2 separate regions of the Homo sapiens genome follow, and region 1 is linked to region 2. A link is a loop called in an ENCODE intact Hi-C map of the cell type or tissue named here. Cell type or tissue: ascending aorta. All regions are shown on one strand. Each heading gives the region's core, and the rest is flanking DNA. Links, peaks and the distances in the headings are about the cores only. Region 1 has its middle 34 kb from the start of SLC5A12. Region 2 overlaps BBOX1-AS1 (BBOX1 antisense RNA 1).

Region 1 (15,401 bases), core at 8,403-10,902, 400 kb after region 2:
AACCGAAGTTCAGTCAAGCATCCTTGCCTTTTATTAAGAGGAGCCTTCAACTCTCTTTATCTGGTAAAAATTGGACCAAACAGGCATTTTAAATTTTTAGAGATCCATTAAGGAGGGTAGAAAACAAATACCATCAATTGAAGAGTGTGTGTAAAAAACATTTATTCTTTTAAATTACACATGAACTGTTTGTCCACATAAGGTCACAAAAAAGTCTTTAAAATTATAAGAAAGGAAAAGATATTCTTTACAGATAGAAATATATTTATCAGTGATTTGATGACAATATTATGCATATTCACTATGTCTGTACATACAAAGAAACAGAATCAGTTAGGGAATAAGTTATTTGACAGAGGTCATATAAAAATATCTAGATAGTATAGTGCAATAGGTAACATATAAATATATATTATATATACATATAAAAAAGAAAAATGTTCTTTATACACATTGAGGTTCAAGTGTGTATCATTTAGGTTTTCTTGGATTACAGGCTACAGAATATAACCCTGGTTGTTCTTAATAAAAAATAATAATAATTTATTGGAAAGATGACTGTTTCCACAATGTATGAGAAACTTGGAGAACCTGCCTCAAAAGGGAAGTAAACAAGTCCAGTCTAATAATCTAGATAACAAGAGAGTCTGACACTTTTAAAGGTCTGAAAGACACAGTTACCATCTATTCTCTCAGAGGGCTGCTACCTGTGAGGTTTCATCTGTATAGCAAGACCACCTTTGTTAGCCAAGCCTTCTCTCCCTCCCATAACCTGTTTTGCCATGATCCAAGTTCCTATTGCTTTTGTACCTTCAAGATGGTATAAAAGCATCACCCATTTTGCTTTTTTTTGAGTTTTTATATTTTATGTGACTCCTGTGCACTCATGTGCACATAATAAAATATGTATGCCTTTTTTCCTGTTACTCTGTCTGTTATCAATTTGTTTTATAAATTAAAATTATCAAACCTTCAGAGGGAAAATTTAAATTTCCCTACACCTTGATTCATTTCAAGGTGTAATTTTCCAAATAAAATTTAAGTTACTGTTGTTACCAATAAGAGGGAGAATATATGCTTGGCACTATAAGATAGCAAATATTATCCACCAAAAGCCAGTGGTGCAATCATAAAATAGCAAATATATAGAGTACATGTGAGAAGAAGATTCAAGATTTTAGATACCATTAGGTACCAAAATGAGAAGAGTTTTTATATATATATATAACATTTATATATAAAAAACATTTATATAGAGATTATATGTATATACATATAGGTACACACACACAACACGCAAACACTAATTGTATTAATCAGACCACATTAGGAAAATTGGCCTTCATACTTTGAGATTAGCATAGATAATTCCAGTATGTTTATAAACACACCTGCACTCTTACACACACCCACCCCCCACATACACACTTCTAACTGATATGGCTCACTTCACCAGCTTACAGCATAAGTAAGTTCATAAAATATACTATTTAAATAAATTACTCAAGCCCTCATTTGTCTAACTTGGCTGGATGTCTCATTTGTTTTGCTTTCTACTTTCTAGTTTCTGAAAACCCTGCGAGCTTACTCGGCTCAAAGGGCCCAGTTACATCTGGTTTCCAAACATGAGGCAAAGAGAAACCTAAGAGCTAGAATGAGATCTTGGCTAGTTTTAGTATGCTATCACTTCCGTCATTTCTAATTAAGTCACTAATAAAAACTGACGTTTAAAGTTATGGTACATGCTTGTCACTACTGTGGTTACACTCTTGCTGTTCCAGATCTTTCCAGAAGCTAACGTGCTGCTCCCAACCCCGCTCAATACCCACATGTAAGTGAAGGGAGTATGACCAGGACCGAGCAGATATTAAACAATATTTTTTTTTCTTCCTGGGTACATATTACATCTATGTTTCCTAGCTTCATTTGGAGTTAGTTTGAGAGTCTATAAGCAGATTCTGACCAATGCAAATGAGAGGAAGTAATGAATGCCAATTTCAGGCCTGACTATAATACCCTGACTGATTGCCTGTGTTATTCCTTTCCTTTCCATGACAGATGTGGAGGTTATACATTAAAGATGATGATATCACAAGATGGAAGGAGCCTGAATCCCTGAGTGATAAATTGGAGGAGAGTTGCACAGGGGAGCTCCCTAGGAAAGCTATCCATCAGGCTGGGAGTGATACATAAGCCTTTATCCTGTTAAGCCACAGAGGTTTGAGGTAATTGTTACTACATCATAATCTATGACTAAAACAGAAAGCCCCTTTGAGGATTACAACTCTCCAAGAATATATTCACACCCTTAGTCATTAATTCCAAGGCATAATCTTTTTAGTAGACCAGCTTAGTTAGTCATGAGCTATGTAAAAGTCAGTTCTCTTCTCCAGCCATTTAAGAGTCGACGCCAATAATCCAGATGTCTGTTAGTCTCTTAGCTAGTTCTACTTTGCAGCCTTCGGCATGCTTTCCAGTTGTCACACCTCAGCTGGGAACGTCTCAACCCATTAAAGGGAGTCTAATAAAATTACACCTCAAAAAGCTAGTATTTGATGTTTCTATTTCTTTCTTCCCAGGGGGCTCATTGATTGCTATGCAAATTTACCTAAGACATCCCCAGAGATGAACTCTATATATCAAGGAGTTTCGTGGGGGCTGCCTAGGTTAGTAATTGAGAAACTATTAAATCCTTCCTCTAGAATAGGGGTGAGCAGACTTTAGTCTTTGGTAAATTCTGGTCAGTGCCCTGCTTCTTTACAGCCTGTAAGCTAAGAATGGTATTACCATTTTTTAAAAGTTTATAAGTTTGTAAATCAACAAGAAGAAAATGGAGGAGGAGGAGGAAGAGCAGCAGCAACAAAGACCTCGTGTGGCCCCCAAAGACTTAAACCTTTACTTCCTGGCTTTACGGTAAAAATTTGCTGGCCTCTCTTTAGAGCAGTGGGTGACAGCAAACCTTAAATTGGCATAATTATAAGGACTCAGTTAAGTGATACTTCCTAGAAAAAGAAAATTTACTCCAAGGTGATTTTTGGTGCCCATTCTTAGAAATAGACATACATGGAATTACTTTTTAAGCTTACCCTCACTTAAGTATCTTGCTAAAATTTAGCAGTGTCTGTATGAATGTGAATAATTTTGGAAAGTTATATGCCAAAATATCAAAAGCATCCCTTTTTGCATATAAATTATTCATGTCATTTAAAATATATATTTTTTGCCATCTGTGGTTTTCTAATTTTTCACTCGTAAATATATATTACTTGTATTATTTTTCAAAATATTCTCAAAAAAGAACTGTGTATAGTTGTGGGTGAAATGAGAAACAGGAACTTTAACACATGAAATGTATGTAGAGGTTAAGTCTTAAGAACAATAATTTAATGAACCAGGGGAATTTCTCCTGGAGATAAGAAAATTCAAAGGAGCTGTGATCACATCTCTGAAATATCAGAAACAGCCGTCAGGGAAAAAGTAATTTAACTTATTCTATGTGATAAGAAGGAGTAGGAATAGAACAAATTGGGCAGTTCGTAGGGAGACCAATTTCTGTTTATTATAAGAAAGCTCTTTCCAAAAGTCAGAGCAGGCCAATATATGTGATTGTCATGAAAGGTATTGAGAAGTACACTGGATAAATATTTGACAGGGAAGTTGTAAAAGAGATTTGATCATACACAACAGGACTAGAGAGGGGTCTTTGAATCTATTTCTAATCCTGTGTACAAGCACACAACCCTGATTCTCTGAAAATATTGCTGATCTCAATAACACATCCTGTATCTACTCAGGTCACATGCAGTCTGCACATCGACCTAATGCCCAGTCATTACTCATCTTTTTCTAGTCACTAATATATAACATTTCTGGAACCAAATTCATAGGGGAAGAATTAAACAATCTGATTGTATTCTATCTTTGCACTGACAAGAAATCTTCAGTAGAAACCTGGTACCTGACATGCCTCAGGTCCTACCCAGATAGCAGGAAGAAAGAGAGGGCAGGCAGACAGTAAAGGAGTAGGAAAGAAATTAGAGGAAGGGCACAGGTGGGGTTGTGATACAACCAGGGCTCTTTTCCCAGAACTAAGACAAAATTACCAGGTGACTATATTTTCCCTCCAGGAAAATCAACCCTGTCTTGCTTCTTTCCATTGTTTCTGGGCTTTGTGTGGATTTTTTTTTTTTTTGTCTTTCTGATTTTTTTATTATTTTAAAAATATTTTTATTGTCATGGTTATTTAAAAGTGATCTAAAGAAAAGAGTAATGTGTCCAGATGGCAATGTTAAAGCAACCTGGAGAAATTAGCAAGCAAGTTGTGTGATCAAAGACAGCTGCTTTTTTTGGTATAATTAAACACTTTTAGGGGGAAAAAAACTACATACAAGAGCAGAGCTAAAGGTGCAGCCATTGGCCTTCTACCTAAAAGTCAGAAGCCAGAACAGCATGTAATCAGCCTCACAGACCAGGGACACAAGAAACCACTGCAGCAAATCTTAAGATTGTTTTTTTTTTCCTTGCCCCAAAAGCTGCTTAAGATTAAATTATAGGATGTTGATGATACTTATATGTCCTTGGAAGTCACTTCCCATCTCTGTGCCTCATTTTCATTTGGAATAAGATTAGAACTACTGTTCCTAACCCAAAGTCCCCGGGATCATTAAGGATTTAGGAATATACGATAATAACAAGAATTATTAAATTGTTTTTAATTATCTCTAAAAGCTTAATGGAAAACATAAGCCATAAAAGTAATCAAACTATTGAGTGTCTGCTTTTGTTTAAAATTTATCAATGCATTTAGATCATATTGGTTTATAAAGGTGATGAATAGTGCTAACTGGCTACTAATCATTTAACTTATACTTTATAAGTCTATTTATTTATTGAACTTTATAGGACTTGCTGGGATATAAATGGTGAACAATGTTGGTAACCAAACATGGTCACCCTGGTCATGACCTGTGTGAAGCTCTCTATTAAGTGAAAAAATAAATGAAGAGTCTGGGCTGATAAAAAGATAGAGAACTCCAGAGTAGGTAATTTCTAATTGTCCCTCAAGTCCTTATGTTCTTCAGTTTTAGGTTTTTAATTTCTGACGCCTAAATTTTCCATGATCATATTTCATATTGTTCATTCAAAATTAGCTTCTTGGGATAAACTTGGTAAATCTAAATCCACTCTCCTGCAAAGGAGAAAATGGGTGACATTTATCATTACAGAAGCAGTAAAATTGACAACCAGCCTTCTTTGACTATATCATAGGTACCATTTAAAGGATAAAACAGCTTTTGAAAATGTAAACACCAATCCTTTACTTTGCCAAGGTTTTCCCTCTTTAGGAGGGCCAGGGCTGATGTTCTTAAGCACACAACTATTTCCTTATGAGTGTTTCCATAAAGCTCTTTTTAAAATAGAAACATTTACTTTGGATCTTCCTTGTGAGCAATGACAAGAATGGAGTTGACAACTACACAGAGAATCTCAGTGCCCACCTTTTCAAACTCTAGATGTTTAAGTGGCCAAAGTGTAGTCTCTTTCTTTCTGTAATGTACTATTTCAAGTCTTTCACATCTGCCATTGGTGTTATTTTAATAATTGGTTTTTTTGGCTTTCAATCTTACCATCTGACTATAGCAGTAAGATAACTCATTCTAAGGCATAGTTCTAAAAATACTTCCACTTAAAATCCTTCAAGGGCTTTTCACGGAATACAGAAAGAAATGAAATCTTCTTAGCCTGGGATTCAGGGCACTGTATGTTCTGGTCTGGGAATTATTTTTAGACTTTCTCCCCATTACAATCTCCTCTGTCTTTAATTCTAGCAATAATTCTGTACTTATTTTCCTCCATTGTGTCATGTACTTTTCATGCCTCCAAGCCTTTGTTCATGGTGTTCCCACCAGCAAGATTTTTCTTTATTTTCATTTTGAATTTTTTTTTCATTAAACCTTTGGGGACCAGCTGAAATATTTCTTCAAGAAACATAAGATCCTCTCAGCTCTTCTGCCTCTGTACTTCATTGGTACTTTGAACATATTATATTTGACATTACATTGCATTATATAGACTTGCCTGTTACATTTATGAATGGCTAGAGATCAAGAAATAAGTTTTTAATCTTTAATTTCTCCCAGGACTTAACAGAATCTCCAAAATAACTTAGTTGCCCCCCAAAGTAGTCAACTGACAAATTATTTTCTGAAAATTATCCTAGAGAAATAAAGTACCTACATACAAAGAGATGTCCTCCTGTTACTTAAGAACTAAAAAGTAAGACTTGTTTAATTTTTTAATGTTTGAGATAAGCCTCCACAATCTTCATTAAAAGCTTCCCTCAGCTACTTTGGTGTTACCAAGTTACCAAATGTCATGACCAGTACTCTGGTTGCTTTATTGTATTTTATGCTACCAGATTAAGAGCCTGCTCTCTGATGGCTGCTACTCGAAAATCACCCTTACAGCAGATACTTTTCAAGGGTCCTGAACACAAAGATTCTTCCTGATTTCTGAAAAGAACATGTTACCAATCAAGAAAAAACAAATTTTATTTACTTCAAAGTAGGGAATATCCTCTGCAGGAATGAAGGATGAGGAACCTGAGGTTTTGAGTAGATCTGACCAGAGCTGCTCAGAGGTATCAGGCACAGAAGAGGATCCTGAGGCAAAGGTAGAGTGGCCAGTTACTAAGACACAGGAAAGAAAACAAGCCAGAAGATTAAAGAAAGAGTAGAGCTCAATAGGTACGCAGACTTGGTGTCAAAGGTAGAATAACATGGAATCAACCGGAGTGTCCATCAACAGATGAATGGATTTCAATAATGTGGCATATATATACAATGGAATACTATTCACCCCTAAACAAGAAGGAAATCCTATCATCTGCAACAACATGAATAAACCTGGCAGACATTATGTTAAGTGAAATAAGCCAGGCACAAAAAGACAAATGCCACACCATCTCACTCATATATGGAATCTAAAAAAAGTCAAACTCATGGAAGCAGAGAGTAGAATGGTGGTTATCAGAGGCTGAGGCTGTGGGGTTGAGGAGAGGTTGGTCAAATTATACAACATTTCAGGTAGAGAGAAGAATGTGTTCAAAAGATCTGTTGTACATTATTGTGACTATAGTTCATAATAATCTATTGTGTACTTGAAAGTTGCTGAGATTTTAAATGTTCTCATCACAAAAAATAGTAAGTGTGTAAGGTAATGTATATGCTAATTACCTCGATTTAACCATTCTACAATGTATATGTATATCAAAACATCATGTTGTATATCATAAATATATAGAATTTTTATTTGTCAACTTAAAAAAGGCAGGGTAAAGATTTCACTTCATAAGAGATTATTGTTTTTCCATTGTTATTAAAAATATATGAATTTCTATTCCAGAATTTAGCATAAAGTATAAGTGAGCAGAGATGTTTCTAAACAAGGGAAAACTCAATATTTAGCTAACTTACACAGCCTTACTATGATAAAATATATGATTTTATTAAGCTCTAAGAAATATTCATAATGGCTTGTAGAAATTTTGCAAGCTCCCTGGAGCCAAGATTTAATATTTGAGGGCATCATTACAGTGGATCTATCCCAATTCAATCACATTTATTTTTGGAACACCTTTATTTCAGGAAGAATATTTCCTCTAGCTTTACTTTCTCATCCTACTGCTTTACTCTCAGCAAAGAGGGTCTTCACTGTAAAATTCAGAGAATTTAAAAATCCCTCTGAAGCCACTCATTTTAATTGTTCAAGTCTGCCAATCTACCCTCTTCCTTCATGAAACCTAAGGCTGCCATCTGCAACTATTTGAAGAGAAAGAGGTCTAGATCCAAGCCTTACAAAGAATTTTCTTCAAGGGAGGCTTAAAATGCGTCCTGTGACATGAGAGTCGCATGACACCAGCTGAGAATAAGGCCTTTTGAGGCTGCTGGAGAAAGCGATCAATGGAGTGAGACCAGAGAGGCTGTTCTTGTCAGCCACGATTTACACACTTTGAGGAATCATCCCCCTTCCCTCTGTTCATGAGTGATTTGTGCTCAGTGAGCTGACATTTTCTCTTTTTATTCATTTATTTTTATTAAAAATCAATACATGCCCTACTATAAAAATTCTAAGTAAAAAATATTGCATAGAAAGCAAAATTATTCTTTTACCATGCCCTTATGTCCCCAATTTTATAGTCAGTCCCAAGTCACTATGTATCCTTGCACATATTATTGTCTACATGTGCTAAAAAGAGTAAGCTCATGCATTTTTATTATCTATATAATATTTCATCACCTTAAACATCTATATAATATTTCATCACCTTAAATATGATATAATTGTATTTCATGGACATCATTTCATATAAATCATCACGTCCAGGCAGTGTGTTCTTTTCACAAGCTTATGAAGTGAACTAGAAATAGGAAAATGTTTTTGTCTTTTTTTTTCCTGGAGATTTGATCCTCTGCTTAATTCCAAATAATCAGTTTGCATTCCTCTGTTCTGTAGCTGCAACTAGAGAACAATTTTAATATTAATATTTGCTGTTTACATTTCTTTACCGTGCCCTTCAGTGAAAATTTACCATCCTTTCAGATAAAGAACAACTGTAGAGCGGTTGTCAGCCGCTCAGTATTTCAAAGTAGAAAGATAAAGGTTGATCATCAGAAACCTGTAACACAAATCAAAAGCAAGTCTTTGCTGGATGGTTTACTGCAGATCATTTCTGTTTTCTTCTTTTCCTCTATCTTTACCCCTTTCTATCTTTCATGTGTCCTTTACTTCTCCTCTGTTTTGACCTCAACTTTCCTGGGTGGTTCTCCGTTGCCTGTCTGCATTTCTCTTCTTTGCTCATGTTTTTCATTTCTATCCTGTCTTACTCTCCTGCTTAACTAATGATTTTATAAAATTATAGTCTTTTTAAAAACATTTTTATGGTAAAGGCCCAGTTGAACATACTGTGACATAATTACAGAGCACCATATAACCATTAAAATTTATAGCATGGAAATATATTTTTAATATAGAAAAATGTATATGATACATTGTCAATTTTTAAAATCTGCAAAACAGTATATATAGCAAAATCCTGTTTTGGAGATAATTCTGTTTATAGAGACATGGGATTTTTAGATAACAGTTTATGGAGTTTATATTTGGGTGGTGATGACGTTATATTATTTTCATTATTTCTTTTCACTTTTTATGTTTAAATTTTTTCTTATTTAGTATACGTGTAAAATAAAATGTTTTTTAAAAAGTAACTTAAACACATTTGCTGCGTTTATTGAATGAAGTCATTTTGTCTTTTCTAAAATTTCATTAAGAAAAATTATGAAGTTAAAAGTGCATAACAAAGGAAAAAATTAAAATTAGGATTTTAAGTAAATAAAAGATAAAGTGATTTTTCAACCACTTAAAAGCCTAAGAAACAAGTACGAGACAATTTTTCTTGCAGGGGTAATCAGGGACTTTGAGTTGAGGCGGCTGCCACCACCAGAAAGAGACATATTCTGCTTATTTTCCAGGTTCATACTGTCCCGCTTGGCCTGAGGTCTACCAGTCCCAACACAGTCAGTCCAGATGCAATTTAGGGGCAGAGCCCTATAAACACATTTGTGATTTCAGCATCTTTCTGAATACAAAACAAAATAAATAAAATAAAAAACAAACTTAAAAAAGAAAATCCATTTCTTTTTACCTGTCTGTGGCCTTTGACTGAATTCCTACTTCTAATCCTTTCCTCTACTCTGAAGTCCTGGGCCCTAAAAATAAACAAAATCCAGCAGGTCTAGGGGTAACCACAGGAGTTAAACATGAAGAGGCTGCCATCTGGTGGTCTCTTAGACCGTGCTTTCATTGTCAGTTTTATTATGCAACACAGCTGGGTCATATTAGACTTGTTTCAAACTGTAGTCCATAGATTATACATACAAATCCTATTCATGCATTCGAGAAGAATTGGGTTCTTATACGGTCATTTTTTATGACTTTTTATGAAGAAAGGGTCATTTGAATTAGGGTGTGTGGCCCATTTCTGGCAGCTTTGCCATTAACATGACTCTGAATGACTTACTGTCTTCAGTCTTTGGAGACTCTTAGAAATTCACAGTGCATCTTACTGTGTGTGTTTGCTGCACACTGACGACGTTTTCCAGACCCCGGTAGAGGCAGCCACACAGAAGGTCTCTGTGTATTAAGCCAACAGAGACTATATTATAAAGATGTCTTAGAATTTCATCATGTGCAAAAAATTGTGTCTGGAGGCTTTATTCAAACACACACAATATTCATCTATTCATTTGCTTTTCCAATATTTGAGGAAAAGGCATGGTGGGCTTCAAATTGCCTTGTGTCATTTTATCTGATGGCAGATGGCTCCTTGGTCAAATAATCAATATCAAAATTACTAAAACATTGAAATTACTGGAAAAAAACATCAAATCTCTTCCAACATAGGCTCCTCAGACATACTATATGACCAACTGTCAACCAGTTCCTGAAGGCTGCAGTTTTTGGAAACAAAAAATTCAAAGAAGTGAGTTTCTCTAACTTTCAATGCATCTGTAGCTGACTCCTCCTCTCCTCCTTCAAATTCAATTCTGAGAATTTGTGTTCTTATTGACTTATCATACTCAGACATCATACTAAGTTCTCCCTCTAAATATCCCCTGATATCTTGCCTCTTCAGTCATCTTTCTTTTATTTTGATTATTTTCTTCAGCAACTTCCTCCTAGTATACAAAGTACTAAAAACTCCATTATCCCTAAAATACAACAAAAGCAAAAAATATGACAAAACTAGTTTTGCTTCGTCCGATATTTTTCTTAAGCCACCATTCCTCCCAGTTTTTCTTCTTTCCCTTAGAAGCCTCTCAAGGGTCTAATTTACATTTCTGCCTTTCTGTGACTTTGAGGATGTGACTTAGACATGGAACTCAATTGGATACGTAAATTAAGATGTCCTCAATAGTGACACAGTATCTTAAGTAATCAGAATAAAAAGGCCATCCAGAAAATAAATATAGTTTGACAACAAAAGAGGGCCAGGGGCTAGAGGTTAAGAAACGCCTACCTGTAAGAGGCAGACAAAGAAAGCAGTGTCAGCATAGCAGCCCAGGTGGAACTTTGGAACATAGCCCTGTAAATACACTTGTGTTTTTGGCATCTTACTAAGGACAAAAGAAAAGAAAAGAAATAAAAATAAAATAGAAAGTAGTTGATGAAGAGGGGCTGAATGATGAAAGAACAAAGTGGATACAGCCAAGTACCAACAACGGTAGTAGAAGCACCAGTGTAAGTAGCAACAATAATAAATGCATTGATGGTTCTGTATATTGATCACACATTTTATACTAACCCTCTTTTAGGTGTTTGTACTCTTTTTCATTTAATTCTCACAGCAATCATCAAGATAAGTGTGATTTTTTTTTTTTTTGGTAGAGTTGAGGAGTCTGAAGCTCAGAGCACTTGTATTATTACTTTTAATGGCAAAAACCGCAATTAACTTTGAACTAGCCCAATATTTCCCAGTTTTACCAAACTAAGATGACAAAAGCTAGACTAGAATTCAGTCCCCTTTTCAACATTTCACACATCCCAAAAGATACAATATGTACACATACACACATATATATGTGTGTGTGGGTGTTATATGTGTGTGTGTGTGTGTATATGTATATAATATATATAATTGCAATATAATAAAATAAGCATAAATAAAATACATACTATGTAAATAAAGTAAATATATGTATAATGTTACATGTGTATAAATACATACGTAAATATAAACTATCTCCTTTTCCTTTGTCCCTCTCTTGACAAATGCCAAAGAAGACTCAGGCTAAAGCTTTATTCTCTCTTCCTGTCTCATTTTCTGTTGATTCCATTTTATTTCTATTTTGTGTTGATTTGCAGTTGTACTACTCTGAGAATAGTTCTTCATCTTCATTTGTGTTAAAAATCAAGTTTCCGAAAAATTACAAACCCTTTAGACAATCTTTTACCTCCCCTGATTCAACAGCCTGCCTCTAGAGCTGGGGTTCTTAGAAAGCATTCTACACATACGCTGCTTTTTTTCAAACTTTAATTTTACAGAAAAAAAAGGAGTGTATCAGTTTTCTATTGCTGCTGTAAGAACTTCAAGAAACTTAGTGGCTTAGATAATAAATTTATTATCTCACAATTCTCTAGGTCAAAAGTCTGAAATTGGTCCCACTAAGCTAAAATCAGCATGTCGCAGGTCACATTCCTTCTAGAGGCTCCAGGGAAGAATCTATTTCCTTGCCTTTTCCAACTTCTAGAGCCAATCTGTATTCCTTGGCTAGTGGGCCCTTTCTCCATCTTCAAAGCCACTGATGTCAGGCTAAGTCCTTCCCATGTCACCATCTCTCCTTTTCTCCCTGTTCTGCGTACCTCTTCTGCTTTTATAAGGACTCCAGTGATTCCATAAAGCCCTCTGGGATAATCTAGGATAATTTGCCTATCTCCAGTTTAATTTACCATCTTAATTCCATCAGCAATCTTAATTACTCTTTGCCATGCACCTTAACATATTCACATAGAATGTGGACATTTTTAGGGGGCTACTATTTTGGCTACCACAATGATGAGTTAAACAAGGCTCACAAGAATTAGTACAATGAAACTTATATTGTCTTTAATTATGACATCATGACATTTCTCTCAATATATCTATATTTATTGCTACACATAGATGAATACCATAATAATTATTTATGAAATTTTAAACAAATGACAGGCATTATGACCCTTCATACTTCAGAAAGTAGCTTCTAAGAACAAGGATATTCATTTATAATCGCAATGCAACTAGCAAGTTTAGGAAATTATCAATGATACAATACTATCATCTAATATACATATTTCAATAGTTCTTCCCAAACTATCCTTCACAGAAAAAAAAAATCCCACCCAGGATCAGTCATTGCATTTTGTTTTCATTCTTCTTCAATCTCCTTTCTCTGCTATGAAACTGACATTTTTGAAGAGTATAGGACAGTTTCTACAGGAAGTCCCTCAATGTGGGATTTTCTGATTTTTTTTTCCTCATGATGAGATTCAGGTGATGCATTTTTGGCAGAAATACCACATGAATGATGCTGTGTCATTTTAGTGCACTCCATCATGGGGCATGCATCTGGTATCAGGTTGGCCTGTAACGAATTGGTAATGTTAGCTTTGATTACTTGACTAGTGGTGTTTACCAAGTTTTTACACTGTATAGTTGTCATTTTTTTATTCATAAGTAATTAATAATCTGTGGTGAGACATTCTGAGACCAGAGAAATATTCTAATCCTGAGTCCATCAAAATTTCACCCATTGCTTTTAGCATACACTGTTGATTCTTGCCTCAGTTATTAGTAATAGCAATGGAAAAACGGGAATTAAAAAACCCAAATTCATTCTTTTTGACAGTGTTTATGGAAATACTTCCTCATGACCATATTGAATTATAGTTTATGGTAACTGAGCAAAGCCCATGAATATCTTCATCTCTCTAGAGTGTTGGGGACTCTGATTGTATTACAAATTTGATTCAGTATTATCTTGAAATGCTTGAGTGGAAGTCAGGCCATTAGAGTTTCTGGAGTTTCTTAGGTCTTTCATTTTACTAATTCTAAAACATATGGCCTCTGGCTGAGTACTTGATAATTGTTTGGAGTGATTGAGGCTCAATAAGTTTCTACTAATTTTATAATATCTCTCAATGCTGGGCTTACTAACATGGCAGACCCAAGAGATGATGCAATATCATGCCTGTCATTAAGAAACACATAATCTAGTTAGAGAAAATGATAAAAAAAAAAAAAAACAAGTATAGTTAGGAACAGTCTCTGAGATTCAGAACCTTTGTGAAAGAACTGTAGATTAATTGAGTCTTTAAAATTGAATAGGATTTTAATTGGAGGAGAAAACTAGGCTGGTGTTCAAGGTAATAGAAACTGCATAAACTACATGTGGAAGCAGAAAAGAAGACAGCACTGCTGGAGAAAAATTAGGGCAACTACTGAAGAGGAAGATTCATGTTGAAAATTAAAGAGAGGAATTATTTGTAGAAGTAAGATGATGCTAGCTACTGAAAGTTGTTGAAGTTTTAGACGAGATGTTTCACCTTAAAATGACAGATAGAGGTTCTTGAGCAAGATGAAAATGGTATTTTAAGAAAATTACACTGTATAGGTGTGCAGGATGGATTAGAATGGATGGGCACCTGCGGTAGAGAGATTGGTTAACAGGCACTGCAAAATGCTTTGTAAATTAGAATGCATGATGCAAAGGCTTATGAATGTGAGAGAAAGAACCATAATGAATGCCCTTGGGATGCAGAAGGTGGGGTGAGTTTAAGAGATTTCAGAGTAAGAGTCAAAGTAAGTTAGAAGGATATCTCAGCCTAACAGCTGAGGTTCACATCCAGTCTACTTCTGGCTCCTGGCAGACAGTAAGCACACACCATAACTTGGTTGTGTCTATTTTTAAAAAGGATGAAATTTGTATATGGGATAATTACTCAGGATTTCAGGATCTTCACATTGACTGTCCATGTATTATATTCCACCTTGTTCTAGAAAGAATTTCAGAAGGCTTATTAAGTGATTTGTGCAGCACAATAAAATATTGTAAATTAGCCTAGGTTAAATGTGGGCAAAGAAATAAAGAAAAACTGTAAAGGAGTGGATCTGAGACAGAAACATTTAAAAAGTCTAATTCTTCAAACTACAATAAGCAACACATTTAATATGGGTGTGAGCCAGAAATTTTGGTCTAAACTTTCTGGCAGTAATGTCAAAAGTGAACAACCTGACTATTAAGCCACAGCATCATGCAACAAAACCAGATGGATTACTAGATAAACTTTTAAGTAATCTTGGATTACTTAATTGAGAGGATAACGTCTTAATTGCATGTGTTTCAGGTGAAAATTATTTTTCTCTGCAACAAAATTCTCTCTCTCTTTCTTGACACCCTCCACCCCCACCCCATTAGACACAGATGCACACACAGAAAGAAATACCAAAGCTAATAGTAACTGAAGAATAGCTAATGTCCACATTTTCCCATATCAGGTAGTTTTGATGGATAATTTAACATTCCTTCCTCTGCCAAAAATAATTCCAGACAATATTCCCTTGATATACAAATATACAATTGATTATTTTGCACTTATTTTAGTGATGGGCTTGATAAAATTAAGAATTTATAGATAGGGTGATTAGGAGAAGAGAAGTGAGACAGAACAAAAATGAAATTTTCTTTTAGATTTTTACTATGATATAAAAACTTGTGAGCCAGTGTTTGACCTTGATTGTAATAAAGCTACATCATGAAGCTTAACTGAATCTGTTATAAGAAGTTACCTAAATTTGTCAT
Region 2 (15,401 bases), core at 5,652-8,151:
TTTTTCTGCGATGTTATTGGAAGGGTCATCAGGTATTTGCTTACCAAACAACATTTTCACTTATCTATCTCAAACCTGAAATTCCATCCTTTAGGTAATCTATTAATTTAAGGCAAGCACCATAGAGGGTATCTAGTGTAATAGTAACATTGGGAGATCCACCACAAAAGAAAAATCTTTGTTTAATGTTTGAGAAAGAATTGGACAGTTCACTTCTTAAAGATTATCTATAAACTTTAGCAGATGAAAGACTTGAGAAATCCTGCAGTGAAAAAAAAATCTAAAGAACTTTATTTACCTAGCATTTATTCCCCAAATTTATTACCATGGAATCTTTTTTACGTTTTTTTTTTATTTTTGAGACACGTCTTATTCTGTTTCCCAGGAGGGAGTGCAGTGGTGCAATCTCAGCTCTCTGCAGCCTTGACCTCCCAGCCTCAGGCGATCCTCCCACCTCAGCCTCCTAAATAGTTGGGATCACAGGTGCGCACCACCATGCCGGGCTGATTTTTATTTTTTGTAGAGCTGAGGTCTCCCTATGCTGCCCAGGCTGGTCTCGAACTCCTGGGCTCAAGTGATTCTCCCACCTTGGCCTCCCAAAGTGCTGGGATTACAGGAGTGAGCCACTGTGCCCGGCCACCACAGAATCTTAAGTGTGTGTATACAAACATGTTTCCATGGAAGATACTTTAGAAAATGCCATATGAAAGCATCTTGAGCTACAAGGGGCTTCAAGTAACAAAAGTGAATCCTCTTAGGAGAGCTAAAAGTGAAGCTGAATATCAAGATTAATAAGAAGGTCTCCCACATTAGAAGATAGTTTGGACTTGCTAGCCTCTATATATTCTTTACCACTTAAAAAGTCTGTCAGTCAATAGAAGGGTATATTAGCCAAGATTCTTAGTGGTGAATAACAGAATCCACTCTAGAACAGGGGTTTATGACAGTACATTACTTAGTTTATTTAATTTATTTATTTTTAATTTTATTATTATTATTTATTTGAGATGGAGTCTCACCCCATCACCCAGGCTGGAGTGCAGTGATGCAATCTTGGCTCACTGCAGCCTCTGCCTCCCGGGTTTAAGCAATTCTTGTGCCTCAGCCTCCCGAGTACCTGGGATTACAGGTGTGTGCCACATCACCTGGCTAATTTTTGTATTTTTAGTAGAGACAGGTTTCACCATGTTGGCCAGACTGGTCTCAAATTCTTGGCCTCAAGTGATCCACCCTCCTTGGCCTCCCAAAGTGCTGGGATTACAGAAGTGAGCCACAGCGCCAGCAGTTTATTCAGTTTAAATGAGGGCCAGGGAACCTGTTTTAATACCACAATATAGAACAACACAGGAAGGAGAAACCCTCAACTGCATTATGAAATCCCACCACCAATGATGTCCACCTGTTATTACCTGTGATGCCGGGACCTTAATCATAGCTACGCAGAAGAAGCCCAGAAGATCTCACAGACTATAAGTCACATGAGTATCCAGCAGCAAAGGCCTGTGGGAAAAGTAGTTTCCCGCCTTTTCTGGGAGCGATTGTATAGGAACACACATTAGAAGGGCTTTTTAATATTTGTTGGGTAATCTAATTTGCAGCATTGGCCACAGAGTACTACATTTACCCATTCTTCATTTGACACATGCAAACATGAGATTGGTTTCATACCATGATTGTCATTCCCCACCACCCCCTCTTCTATGTAGGCCTTAAAAGTAATTGTTATTTTATTTATTTATTTATTTTGAGACAGGGTCTTGCTCTGTCACCAGGCTGGAGTACAGTGGTGCAATCTCGGCTCACTGCAACCTCTGCCTCCCGGGCTCAAGCGATTCTCTTGCCTCAGCCGCCTGAGTAGCTGGGACTACAGGCACACACCACCATACTCTGCTAATTTTTGTATTTTTAGTAGAGACAGGGTTTCACCATGTTGGGCAGGATGGTCTCGATCTCTTGACCTCGTGATCCACCCGCCTCGGCCTCCCAAAGTGCTGGGATTACAGGCGTGAACCACTGTGCCTGACCAAAAGTAATTATTAAAACACTAAACATAGCAATAATAAAATCCTGAACTGTGACAATAATAACCATCACCATAAAACCCAGTACTAAAATAATACATGCAATATATTATAAATATTAAGCCAAGGGTTATAATAAAATTCAAAACTATGGTAATAAAAATTAATGCTAATAAAATTCATTACTAAAGTGAAATTCATTATTGTAATGGCAATACAACTTAATACTCTAATTAGACTGAATAACATAGTATGAACCTTAGTATTTGAATTTAGTTTCTTTCCTCTTCATGGTTAAGAACTTAGGTTCTGGAATCAGAGTTCCTGGCTCTATCCTGACTTTCTAAGGGACATTAGATTAGTTAGGTAAGCAATTTAGTTCTCAGTTTCACATTGTAGACTGGAGATAATAGTTGTGTCTTCCTCATAGCGCTGCTGCAAGAATTAAATAAGAAAATACTTATTAAGAAAAGTATCTTGCATATTGTAAGTATCTGTCTTAGTCCATTTTGGGCTACCATCACAGAATACCTGACACTGGATAATTTGTAAAGAACAGAAATTTATCTCTTATAGTTCTGGAGGTTGGGAAGTCCAAGATCAAGGCACCAGTAGGTTCATTCTCAGGTTCTAAGATGGTGCCTTGTTGCTGCATCCTCTGGAGAAGAGGAACCTTGTGTCCTCACATGGCAGAAGAACAGAAGAGAGAGGATCCACTTCTGCAACGTTTTTATAGTGGCATTAATCCATTAATGAGAGAGAAGCTCTCATGACCTAAACATCTTCCAAAAAGCCTCACCTCTCAACAGTATTGCATTGAAGATTCAGTTTCCAACACATGAATTTTGGGGGACTCACTTAGATTATAGCATCACTCAATAAATGTTAGCTTATGGCTGGCATTCTCTGCTTCTGTGAGACAGGAAGCCTGCCTCTGTAATCCAGCCTTCTGTGACACCCTAGTATACCCCTATTGAGTCATTTCCCACTGTCATACCTACCTGTACTAAGAGGGATATGCCATTCATTTCTATTTTTAGATTTATCCCTACTTAACAAACATGGAGTTTGGGACCTGCATTCTGTCAGCATCATGAGGACCTTTCTGGATCTCCATCTGTAGGGCCTAGCCTTTCTTTGAGCTTAGGGGTCTGCCTATCCCTTTAACTATCCAAGACATGGGCTTTGGAGCCAGTCAAGTTGGACACAAATACTATCTTCATCATTGATTAGCTGATCTTAGGCAAATTATTTTACCTCTCTAAACCTTGGGTTCACATGTAAAATGGAGTTCATGACACTTTTCTCAAACTGTTGCTATGAAAAGCAATGAAGTGATGCTAGATGGCGTCTGGCGCAGTTCTTAGCACGTAGCAGGTGTTTGCAAAGAATATTCCACTCCCTCCCTTGTCCCCTCCCCTGTCTGCTCTCTGCTCTGTTTTTACAATGCCATTATCCTTTTTTCTAATAATGTTCCTGTGGTGGAAGAGGGTGGAGGCTGAACATTGAGTTTGTTCTGACCTCAAAAAACCCCTAGATGTTGTGATTTTTGTTCTAGGTCAAGGAAAATAAATCAGCTTGTTCCCGTGTGTGTGTGTTTTTTTCCCCTAGAAGTGAGACTCAGCTAAAGTTCTGGGAACAGAGAGTTCAGGTTAGCTGTGTTCTGCTTGAGAGGTTTTTCTGTGTCTCTCCATTGAGCAGGTTAGTCCTGGGTGTCTTGCTTGGGCAGATACTTTACTTTTTATTCAATAGGTTAATAGCTACATTTTCTTCAGGGCCTTGAAAGAGTTTGTATAGCTTCTGAGACTCTACATTGAATCAGTATGATCATATAATCTTAATATAATTATTAGCACAGTGTTGGAATTTAGTATTTTGGTTATAGGGCAGAGAGCTCAAGAGGTCACATTGTGGTGTCAGGTAGACCTAGGTTTAAATTATAGGCTGTGTACATTGAGAAAATTATACCAGAGCTTCTTGGTGTGCCTTGAAACAATTCACTAGTATAGTCAACTGTTGGATGGCTAGATAGGGCCTGAGGTGGCCAGTGCCCCCACAGATGGTTTCTTATGCCTGCCAGGACCTACAAAGTGCTGTACAAATGTTATTCTTTTCGATTTGTGCCTTGACATGACAAGCCTTGTGTTTCTCATCTGTAAAATGATTATAACAATAGTATTTACCTTAAAATAATTAATATATCCAAAGTGTTTAGAATAGGACCTACCACATAGTAATATATGTAAGTAATTATTGTTATCAGCTATAATTGTTTTCCAAATATTATCTATAAAAGGGAGATGGATAAATATTTATTTATACTTTGGATAATAACCTAATACTACATTATTTTGTTCTTCAAATTATTTTAGCTTTGGCCATCAGGTGCTTTTCCAGGTTGACTCGTGTATACTTTTATCATCCTTTTGCTTTTTGAATACCTCCTTACTTTCTAGCATTGAAAGATGCTCCAGGCTCACTTTGTATTTTCTGTGCCCCAGCTCTGGAATCAGCCATTTCTCCAAGGATCCCTGGTTCCTTTTATTGAAAAATAGTATTAGACATCAAGATCTGGGTACTAGGTGAGCCACTAGATTTTGATCCAAATACTTTTGTATTATGTTGGTGTCTGTGAAATGACACATTGAGATGAGCTGGTCAGGGAGGCACTGCAGGGCAGGGTATAGAATAGTTATATCAAGCCAGAGTCACGGAATGAGAGTGTTTACTGGAACTTGAGTATACCCAGAAGGGAATGTTGCTGAGGAGAGTCTGTGGAAGAAATCAGTCTGTGGAAGAAATCAAGGATGTTTTTATAGGCAGTGTGAGTCACAATGATTCTGCAGTGGTGATTACATTCTAATGATCCCTGACTTCTTTAGAATTGTTTCGATGCTTTCTTTTCATTCCAATTATCTATTGCTGTGTAACAAATTACTCCAGAACTTACTGGCTTAATACAACAATTGTTTTATCATCTCTCTTGGTTTCTGTGGGTTAGTGATTTGGGGAAAGGCTCTGCTGGATGGTTCTGGAGTCTTTAATGAAGTTTCAGTGAGCTGGTGGCTACAGCTGTAACAGTAGAGATATGGAGCAGCTGGGGACAGCTAGATCTCTCACTTATATCTCTTCTTCAGATAGTCTCAGGGCTTCTCCATGTCGTCTCCTCATGTAAACTAGCTTGCTTCCTCACAGCATGGCAGCCTCAGAGCAGTTGGAGTGCTCACATGGGAACCAAAGACCCCAGTGCAGGTGTTCCATGGGACCCTCACCCTTTCTGACCTCACTTTAGAATTTACTTTCACTGCAATCTATTTGTTACAAGTGAGTTACAGACTGCTCAGATTCAAGGGGAGGGGATACAGACCCATCTCTCGATGGGCAGAATGCCAAAGTTGCATTTTAACAAGAGTCTCTGGGATGAGAGTCATTGTTCTGAGCATCTTTGGGGGAAAAAATCCTCCACACATTCACATATGCTCCCAAGATTTCTAGCATTTGAAAATATGGCATACATTCATAAAAGCTGAAAGGTGCTGCCCTAAATTGGAAGGGTCTTTATCTGGTGTCTTTCTGTACATTTCTTCCTTTATTTCTCACTGTCATGACTTCTTAGAATTTCTTTCTTACCCACTATCACTCATCTACTTTCCCATGTCATGTTTTCTGATTCTGTCTTGAGGGACATAAAGATTTTCTTTAAGTGGGCTGTTTGCTCTTAGTGTGGCTGAAAGACGACATGTCTAATAAAACACATAAACGGAGAGAGATGACACAAATGAGTAACGGAAAACAGAAGGAAAAATGAACAACGATGGGGAAAACAGAGTCAGTGGCACTGAAAAATATGTGAGAGCACACACAGAAGGGACTGAAAAATGTTTAAGAGTGAAAATAAGGAAATATTAAACAAAAGAAAAAACTGCACCAGTGCTAAGAATTGTCACAGGCCTATTTTCTACAAAATAGTAAAACTGGGAATCAGGGATGTCCTTAAATCATAAAAATTGTGTAAAAAATTAAATGTAAGTGAGAGAAGAGGGTCCATATTGCTTATCAGACCTGCCAAGGGGTATGTGGCTAAAGCAGCTTTAAGATCCAGTGATAAGGTCAGGTGCGCTGGCTCACGCCTGTAATCCCAGCACTTTGGGAGGCCGAGGGGGGTGGTCACCTGAGGTCAGGAGTTTGAGACCAGCCTGGCCAACATGGTGAAATCCCGTCTCTACTAAAAGTACAGAAAATTAGCCGGGTGTGGTGGCATGTGCCTGTAATCCCAGCTATTCAGGAGGCTGAGGCAGGAGAATCACTTGAACTGAGGAGGCGAAGGTTGCAATGAGGCGAGATCATGCCATTGCACTCCAGCCTGGGAAATAAGAGTGAAACTTCGTTTCCAAAAAAAAAAAAAAAAACAAATCCAGTGATAAAATGTCAGAAGCTCACATGGAGAAGGACTTGTTCAAAGTTACAGATAGGAGCAGGAGAGCTCTGAAAATCTGACGTCACTGATTCAGTGACTATGTATGTCCCAGCTGAGATTCAGCTTGTTTTGGCCCCATTCTGCTTCCTGGTGAGACATGCTGTTCCTCCCTTGCAAGTTTGTTCATCTGCTTTTATCTCACTGTCCAGTTAACATTCATCCATTCTCCTGTTGTTCTTACTAATACTTATGATATGTCCACACCTTTACCAATTGCTATTGTCTATTCTACAGCTGAGCTCTTTCTTAGCACACTCTACACACACACAGAGACACAGACACACATAGACACACACAGTTTTGTTTCTTTGGTTGTTAGAAATCACAGTTTTCTTCTATGTGCAAAGAGATACACTGGGTATGAAAACTCCATGAATGGAGAGGGCATGACAAAATCTAGACGTTAAGAATGCTGCACTTCTTAGCAAGCAATGAAAGGACAGAATTCATGAGTTCAGGAGGGAAATTTTCCTCTGCCATGCTACATGAGGGAGCTCTAATTTTCTATTTTCATAAAGTTTGTGAAAAGAAGTAGTGTGTATTTAATAAAGGCTGCGGGTTAATTTCCAGGGCAAACCACTAGATGGAGGCCCTGCCTAAAGAACACACTTGAAGAATGAGTCACTCCGATCTGCAAGTTTCCTCTTCCAAACGTGAATTGGAAGGCCGGGAGCAGTGGCTCAGGCCTGTAATCCCAGCACTTTGGGAAGTCATAGGTGGGCAGATCATGAGGTCAGGAGATCGAAACCATCCTGGCTAACATGGTGAAACCCTATCTCTACTAAAACAAAACAAAACAAAAAACAGCAACAACAAAAAACCCAACCAAACAAAAAAACGTGAATTGGGGGCACCAGCTGAAATCCTAATTTATCCAAAAGGCTCTGTAATCTTGTCTTGTTGTAGAACACGCCTCCTTTCTAACCGCTTTGTCAATTCTCCACTTTCTTACTCATGAATTGCCCCAAAATTGGGTCATGCAATGCCCCATGGTTCCGTACACTTATACAACTAACTATAGGAATGTTTTTTACTCTTTAAAGACTTTTCCCTTCTGAATGCCAGAATGCCAACTTTGTCTTTATTCTCCATTTCATGAGCTTTAAGTGCTACCTGACCTGTGAAGAGTTTGTTGTTTCTTGAAAGGAAACCTTGACAACACAGGTAATCTCCCCAGTATGGGATTTAGAGTCTACATAGTAAATAAACAGAGACAAATCTGAAGGTAGCTAACCTCTTTTTCTGGGGGTGGAGTTAAGTTTTTCTGACTGATACAGATTACTCCATAGCTAAGGCACTTGGGACAGGCCTTATTTTTTATTGTGAGTATTATTAGAAGCAAGTGTACGTTTACTCTGCCAATAAAACTCCATTGGTTTAAACGTATTATAGCTGCATCTCATAAGCTATACACTCACAAATATTTAACATTTTCATCAAATAAATCTTCACACTTGAGATATACAAGTCAATCAACAATTCACAGAGCTTACTTTCTTTTATTTTGTGTATAAGAAAGCAAGAATGGAGATGGGCCTAGCTTCCCAACCTACATCTTTCTCTCGTGCTGGATGCTTCCAGGAATACTTGAACATCAGACTCCAAGTTCTTCAGTTTTAAGATTCGGACTGGCTCTTCTTGCTCCTCCAGCTTGCAGACAGCCTATTGTTGGAACTTGTGATCATGGCTTGGGAGCCAAGATGGCCGAATAGGAACAGCTCCAGTCTACAGCTCCCAGCATGAGCAATGCAGAAGACGGGTGATTTCTGCATTTCCAACTGAGCTTTGAAGAGAGTAGTGGTTCCCCCAGCACGCAGCTTGAGAGATGGGCAGACTGCCTCCTCAAGTGGGTCCCTGACCCCCGAGTAGCCTAACTGGGAGGCACCCCCCAGTAGGGGTGGAATGACACCTCATACGGCCGGGTACTCCTCTGAGACAAAACTTCCAGAGGAATGATCAGGCAGCAGCATTTGCGGTTCACCAATATCCGCTGTTCTGCAGCTACCGCTGCTGATACCCAGGAAAACAGGGTCTGAAGTGGACCTCCAGTAAACTCCAACAGACCTGCAGCTGAGGGTCCTGACTGTTAGAAGGAAAACTAACAAACAGAAAGGACATCCACACCAAAACCCCATCTGTACGTCACCATCATCAAAGACCAAAGGTAGATCAAACCACAAAGATGGGGAAAAAACAGAGCAGAAAAACCAGAAACTCTAAAAATCAGAGGGCCTCTCCTCCTCCAAAGGAACGCATCTCCTCACCAGCAATGGAACAAAGCTGGATTGAGAATGACTTTGATGAGTTGAAAGAGGAAGGCTTCAGAAGATCAAACTACTCCGAGCTAAAGGAGGAAGTTCGAACCAATGGCAAAGAAGTTAAAAACTTTGAAAAAAAATTAGATGAATGGATAACTAGAATAACCAATGCAGAGAAGTCCTTAAAGGACCTGATGGAGCTGAAAACCATGGCACAAGAACTATGTGACGAATGCACAAGCCTCAGTAACCAATGCGATCAACTGGAAGAAAGGGTATCAGCGATGGAAGACGAAATGAATGAAATGAAGTGTGAAGAGAAGTTTAGAGAAAAAAGAATAAAAAGAAATGAACAAAGCCTCCAAGAAATATGGCACTATGTGAAGAGACCAAATCTACGTCTGATTGGTGTACCTGAAAGTGACGGGGAGAATGGAACCAAGTTGGAAAACACTCTGCAGGATATTATCCAGGAGAACTTCCCCAATCTAGCAAGGCAGGCCAACATTCAAATTCAGGAAATACAGAGAATGCCACAAAGATACTCCTCAAGAAGAGCAACTCCAAGACACATAATTGTCAGATTCACCAAAGTTGAAATGAAGGAAAAAATGTTAAGGGTAGCCAGAGAGAAAGGTCAGGTTACCCACAAAGGGAAGCCCATCAGACTAACAGCTGATTTCTTGGCAGAAACTCTACAAGCCAGAAGAGAGTGGGGCCCAATATTCAACATTCTTAAAGAAAAGAATTTTCAACCCAGAATTTCATATCCAGCCAAACTAAGCTTCATAAGTGAAGGAGAAATAAAATACTTTACAGACAAGCAAATGCTGAGAGATTTTGTCACCACCAGGCCTGCCCTAAAAGAGCTCCTGAAGGAAGCGCTAAACATGGAAAGGAACAACCGGTACCAGCCACTGCAAAAACATGCACAATTGTAAAGACCATCGATGTTAGGAAGAAACTGCATCAACTAACAAGCAAAATAACCAGCTAACATCATAATGACAGGATCAAATTCACACATAACAATACTAACCTTAAATGTAAATGGGCTAAATGCTCCAATTAAAAGACACAGACTGACAAATTGGATAAAGAGTCAAGATCCATCAGCATGCTGTATTCAGGAGACCCATCTCATGTGCAGAGACACAAATAGGCTCAAAATAAAGGGATGGAGGAAGATCTACCAGCAAATGGAAAACAAAAAAAGGTAGGGGTTGCAATCCTAGTCTCTGATAAAACAGACTTTAAAACAACAAAGATCAAAAGAGACAAGGCCATTACATAATGGTAAAGGGATCAATTCAACAAGAAGAGCTTGGGCGATGGAGTGAGAGACTCAATCTCTAAATATTAGTAAGTAAATAAAATAAAATAAAAATAGTTAAACAACTATTTTACTTTTTAAATTGATCTGTTTTCTAGGTCAATATAGTGAAGTTTTTATTACCTTGTAATAAAAGCACAATTTGTTGGTCAGCAAATATATTTAACAATATTAAGAAATATTAAGAAGTAGGTCTTAATAAGACCCACTTCTCCCAAGAAGCCTTCCTTATTAGGCTTAGAAGAGCTCTTTACTGACTTTGAGCTCCCTGGGCCACACATGGGGGAAGTACTTAAGCTTTTATCTTATACTCCCCTTTATTCTAACCCCTACTAACATCTTAGCTTACCACAGGGAGATTTAAGCCCCTGGTGCTCAGAGAGACTCCGAATTGTACTTGCTATAGGTCCCCGATCCACAGACTACTAATAATACTTACTAATGTCTAGAAATTACCAAGAGAACAAATTGGTGGTTTTCTGAAGAAGAAAACATTCTACTTCTCTTGCTTGGGTTATGGGCTATTCCTGCAGATTATCTCTTTATGCTTTCCAGTTATGTAATTTAAATAATCAGAAAAGATATAATAAAAATTAATTAGTTAGAAAAATTTAAAAATGCTAAAGCAACTAAAATTAGTATAAAAACAGGATAAAACAAGTAAAATGGAATCTTGATAAAGCCCTAAGAAGAATGGAGGTAAGAAAGCAGTATAAATAATCATAAGGAGGCAAAATAAACTAAGAACAATGAAAATAGAGTAAAAGGCCAGGCGTGGTGGCTCACACCTGTAATCCCAGCACTTTGGGAGGCTGAGGTGGGAAGATTGCTTGAGCCCAGGAGTTCGAGACCAGCCTGGGCAATGAGGCAAAACCCCATCTCTGCAAAAAATTTAAAAAATTAGCTCTGTGTGGAGGCATGCACGTGTAGTTCCAGCTACTTGGAAGGCTGAGGTGGGAGGATCACTTGATCCCAGGAGGTTGAGAATTCATGCCACTGCACTCCAGCCTGAGTGCCAGAGCAAGACCGTGTCTAAAAAAAAAAAAAAAAAAAAAAAAAATACAGTAGAAAAGTTAACACAAAAAGAATAAAAGAGTCAAAGAATAAATCTAGCTAAAATGATACAAAAGTGGGTACAGGTTTAGGTTTATAAAAATCAAATCAGTTAAAGAGAATGTGTACTGAGCAATATTAGGAATTCTATGTTTTAGCCCATCACATGAAAACAATTTTGGCCTAACTGGCTAAACCAGGCCTTGCAGAACTCTATGGAAAGAACTCTAGGGCAGAGGACCCTCAGTGCTCTGAGGTAAAAAATGGAAAGCAGCTTAAACCCATTAAGAAAAACTGTTTTTTAGGCCTATTTAGGTCACAGGTCATGGTGCAGTAGATGATTCCTTAGAATAATTATCTAGTCCAATCTTCTTCCTATAGATCTGTGAAATAAGGCCTACATTGATGAAAAAGGTGCAATTTCAGTGATGGGAGTAGAGAGAGGTGGAGCCACAGGAAAGTGTTCTTGGCAGCACATGCTGATTGGGAGACCTACACATTTAAAGTTTTATCAGCACCTTCTTGAGTAATCCTTTTTTTTTTTTTTTGTACTCAAAGTTTGGAATTGACACAGGTGTGTTTGATGTGTCCTAGGTGGGCATTTACCTCCCTGGGAACTTACTCCCTAGGCTGTCTGGGTATATCCAGTTGCTCAACGGAGAAGTACCTGAGAACAGTGATTTCTCACAAAGACACATGCAGCTCTGCTGGCCTGGGGTGAATTAAGGTTGAGGCATAGGTGGAAAGTGGGGGAGGGTAGTCTTGTAGAGCCTTGCCTGGATTTGATGGGGCAGCTGGAGAAGGCCCATGAAGGGGGAAAAAGGAACAGAGTGGGCAACAATCCTGGCTGCCCCAGCTTCACTCAGCCTCCCAGGTGGTGCCTGGGGATCTCTGCAAGGCTGCCTCTGGGAAGAGAGCTGCAAACACAAAGCTTGTGCAGGTAGGTCAAGGCATCTACCGTAAGACTCAAAAGGCTTGCAGGCCTCTTCAATTGTGACAGTTTTGGGGCAAGGGACTGTGTTAGTTTTCTATTAGCTGCAGTAACCACTTATCGCAGATTTATTATCCTGTAGTTCTGGAGGTCAAATATCTGAAATGCGTCTTACAAGGGCTAAAATCAAGATATCAGCCGGGTGCATTCCTTCTGGAGATTCTAGGGGAGAATATATTTCTTGCCTTTTTTAGCTTCTAGAGACCACTTACATTCCTTGGCTCATGACTTCCTTCTCCACCTTCAAGTCCAGCCATACAGCATCTTCAAATCTCCCCCCTGACCCCATCCCCTCTTACCTTTGCTTCTCTTTGACTCTCCTGTATCACTCTAATAAGGACCTTTGTGATTATATTGGGCCTGTTTGGATTATACGGGATACTGTCCCCATGTGAAAATCCTTAACTTTATTGTAGCTGCAAAGTCCTTTCGGCCATGTAAGACAACACATTCACAGATTCAGGGGATAAGGATGTGGATATCCTTGAGGGACATTACTCAGCTTACCACAAGAGCTGTTCATTCCCTGTTACTTCAGCAGATTTGTCCTTGTAGGAGAGCCCACACTGAAGAAGTTCTTCAGCTCCTGGTAGGAGCTGGAGGCAGGCACTGGCTTGTGGTTTCATTAAAAATAATGAGTGATTGAGCCAGCTGCTTTAGGACTAGCTTGTAACTCCACTTCCTCTTGGAAGTTTCAGCAGCTTAAGCCCCTAACTGCTTAGGCAGGAAAGAGCTGAGGGTTGGCCAAAAATGTTACAGTACTAGACATGAGCAAATTCATTGAGCAAATTTATACTCAGTACTTGGTGGGTAGTGAATATTGTGCAGGACAGTAGAGACTCATTGGTGAATAAGATTGGTTGCTTTCAGATATTAATTTTATTTATGTGCTATCTCCCCTTTTGTAGTAGAATCTAAGCTACATTAGAGAACATATTTTGTCTTAATCACTACTAAGTCCTGATGGCTGCTTTTCACGGATTTTGATGGTAAATTCTCAGTAAATTTTTGCTGGTTTAGTAAAAGATATGATCTCTGACCTCAGTGAGCTTATAATTTAATACATTGGACTAGAAGTTGGCTAATTACGGCCCTTGGGCCAAATCTGCCCCACTGCTTGTTTTTGCAAATAAAGTTTTATTGGAACTCTGATGTGCCCATTCATTTACATATTGTCTTTGGCTGTTTTGTCGTATAATGGTAGAGTTGAGTGGCTGTGCCAGACTGTATTGGTCACAATTTGGGGTTAAATATTTACTGTCTGGCCCTTTACAGAAAAAGTTTACTATCACCTGGGCTGACAATGGTAGCCAAAAATGGCAACAAAAAATGGTAGCTACATTGAGCATAATAAGATCCACGATAGGATGCCTTAGGAGCTCATGAGACAGACAACACTTTCATTATTCTTGGAGCTTCCCATGCTCCTAAGTTCACACATTTAGAGAGACCCTTTAGCGCATCAATCATCTGACCACAGTGGTTGTCATGGAGAGCCCATTGTTCCAGCCTTCATATCCTTTTGGTTCCTGCAGGTTTGTGGCTTTGTAGTCACCTATGAGACTCTTTGTTGAAGTGGGAACTCTAGTGTCTAGGATCTAGATTCTCTGGGTGGACCATTCCGCCTTTTATTCTGAGGCTTCTCTACCTTTCTACTGCACTGTTCGAGGTGTAGCGTTTAGATTCCTACTGTGCATACATTTTTCTATTTCACCCCCAATGCCCTACAATTGTTTCCTATGACCTCATCAGTTCTGTCTCCTCATCTTCCAGGTGATCTAATGTAATCTAAGTACTGTCTACTCTTCAAAAGATGTAGACATTTATAAAAGACCCCAGTTTCTAATTTTCTCCCATCAGAATCTCTAGGGCAAAGAACTGCAAGTCTTGGTTACCAGTTTGGAAGCAGCATTAGATGGTAAAGGAGATAACAAACAAAAATGGTATTTTAGGAAATTATCTCTCCTGCTTTGCATTGAATTATATCCTGAAGGCAACACATTTTAAATAAGAGAGTGGTTTTAAGGAAGAGAGTGGCAAGATCAACTCCCAGGATAACATTTAATATTTAGCAGGTGGTATGTATTTTAACCACACAGACTTAAACAATTGTGTGGCAATATGGGTACTTACTGGCTATGGATCAGTAGGATTTGCATTTTGGAAGTTGATCTGGCTGTCAAGGGCAGAATGGATGGGAGGCATTCCCATAAGATTAGAGGGAGGCTAGGGAGGAGGGTATTATACTAGTCTAGGGAAGAGATAGTAGGATCTCTACTTGGAAAATGACTGTGGGAATGGAGTAGGGTACGCAGAATCTAGTACCATTGTATATATGAAACCAAAGGGATTTGGTGAGTGGATATCTAGAGTGGGGAACTGGAAGAAGTGTGGATTGCTCATAGGTTACTGACTTCAGCAATGGGATGGATAGTGGAACTCTTAGGAGACAGGATGAAGAAGTAAGTGTCGAGTATGTTAGGAAGATGTAAAATTAACTTTGGTTGGGGGATTGGACCTTCTGCTTTACCTCTGGAATCTTCCCTTTCATTGCTTAGTGATATGGTTTGGATATGTGTCCCCACTCAAATCTCATGTTCAATTGTAATCCCCAATGTTGGAGGTGGGGCCTGGTGGGAAGTGATTTGATTATGGGGGCAGATTTCTTCCTTGGTACTGTCGTTTTAATAGTGAGTGAGTTCTTGTGAGATATGGTTGTTTAAAAGTGTGTAACAACTCCTTTTTCTTTCTCTTCCTCCTGCTCCAGCCATGTGAAGTGCTCACTCCCCCTTTGCCTTCTGCCATGATTGTGTGTTTCCTGAGGCCTCCCCAGAAGCTGAGAAGATGCTTCCTGTACAGCCTGCAGAACTGTGAGCCAACTAAACCTCTTCTCTTTATAAATTACCCAGTCTCTGATATTTCTTTATAGCAGTGTAACAATTGACTAATACAGAAAATTGGTGCTAAGGAGTGGGGCATTTCTATAAAGATACCTGAAAATGTGCAAGCAGCTTTGGAACTCGGTAATAGGCAGAAGCTGAAACAGTTTGGAGGGCTCAGAAGAAGACAGGAAGATGAGGGAAAGTGTGGAACTACCTAGAGACTTGTTGAATGGTTGTGACCAAAATGCTGATAGTGATGTGGACAATGAAGTCCATCTAGGCTGAGGAGATCTCAGATGGAAATGAGGAACTTACTGAGAACTAGAGTAAAGCTCACTTTTGCTGTACTTTAGCAAAGAGCCTGGCTATATTGTGCCCTTGCTCTA

The links. A loop is a pair of places that touch in the nucleus more often than their neighbours do. Peaks named below come from ENCODE experiments on the same cell type or tissue, not always from the same donor. Only the 100,000 strongest peaks of a DNase experiment are listed, where the experiment ranks them.
Region 1: it touches region 2 in a loop (9-fold over the local background); 90 of 110 quality-filtered maps call a loop at or near these places.

Annotation. Positions count from the first base shown.
Region 1 is chr11:26,748,502-26,763,902 of GRCh38, reverse strand. No RefSeq gene overlaps it. Among named protein-coding and RNA genes, the nearest start is that of SLC5A12, 34 kb to the right of the region's middle. In ascending aorta, for the core only: a CTCF peak has its summit at 9,842 (motif pointing left); a DNase peak (open chromatin) is centred at 9,832.
Region 2 is chr11:27,150,652-27,166,052 of GRCh38, reverse strand. It overlaps BBOX1-AS1 (BBOX1 antisense RNA 1), which reads left to right. Exons shown (of 4, transcript NR_125768.1): 3 at 14,901-15,003. Among named protein-coding and RNA genes, the nearest start is that of BBOX1-AS1, 60 kb to the left of the region's middle. In ascending aorta, for the core only: a CTCF peak has its summit at 7,069 (motif pointing right); a DNase peak (open chromatin) is centred at 7,112; H3K27ac peaks cover 336 bases.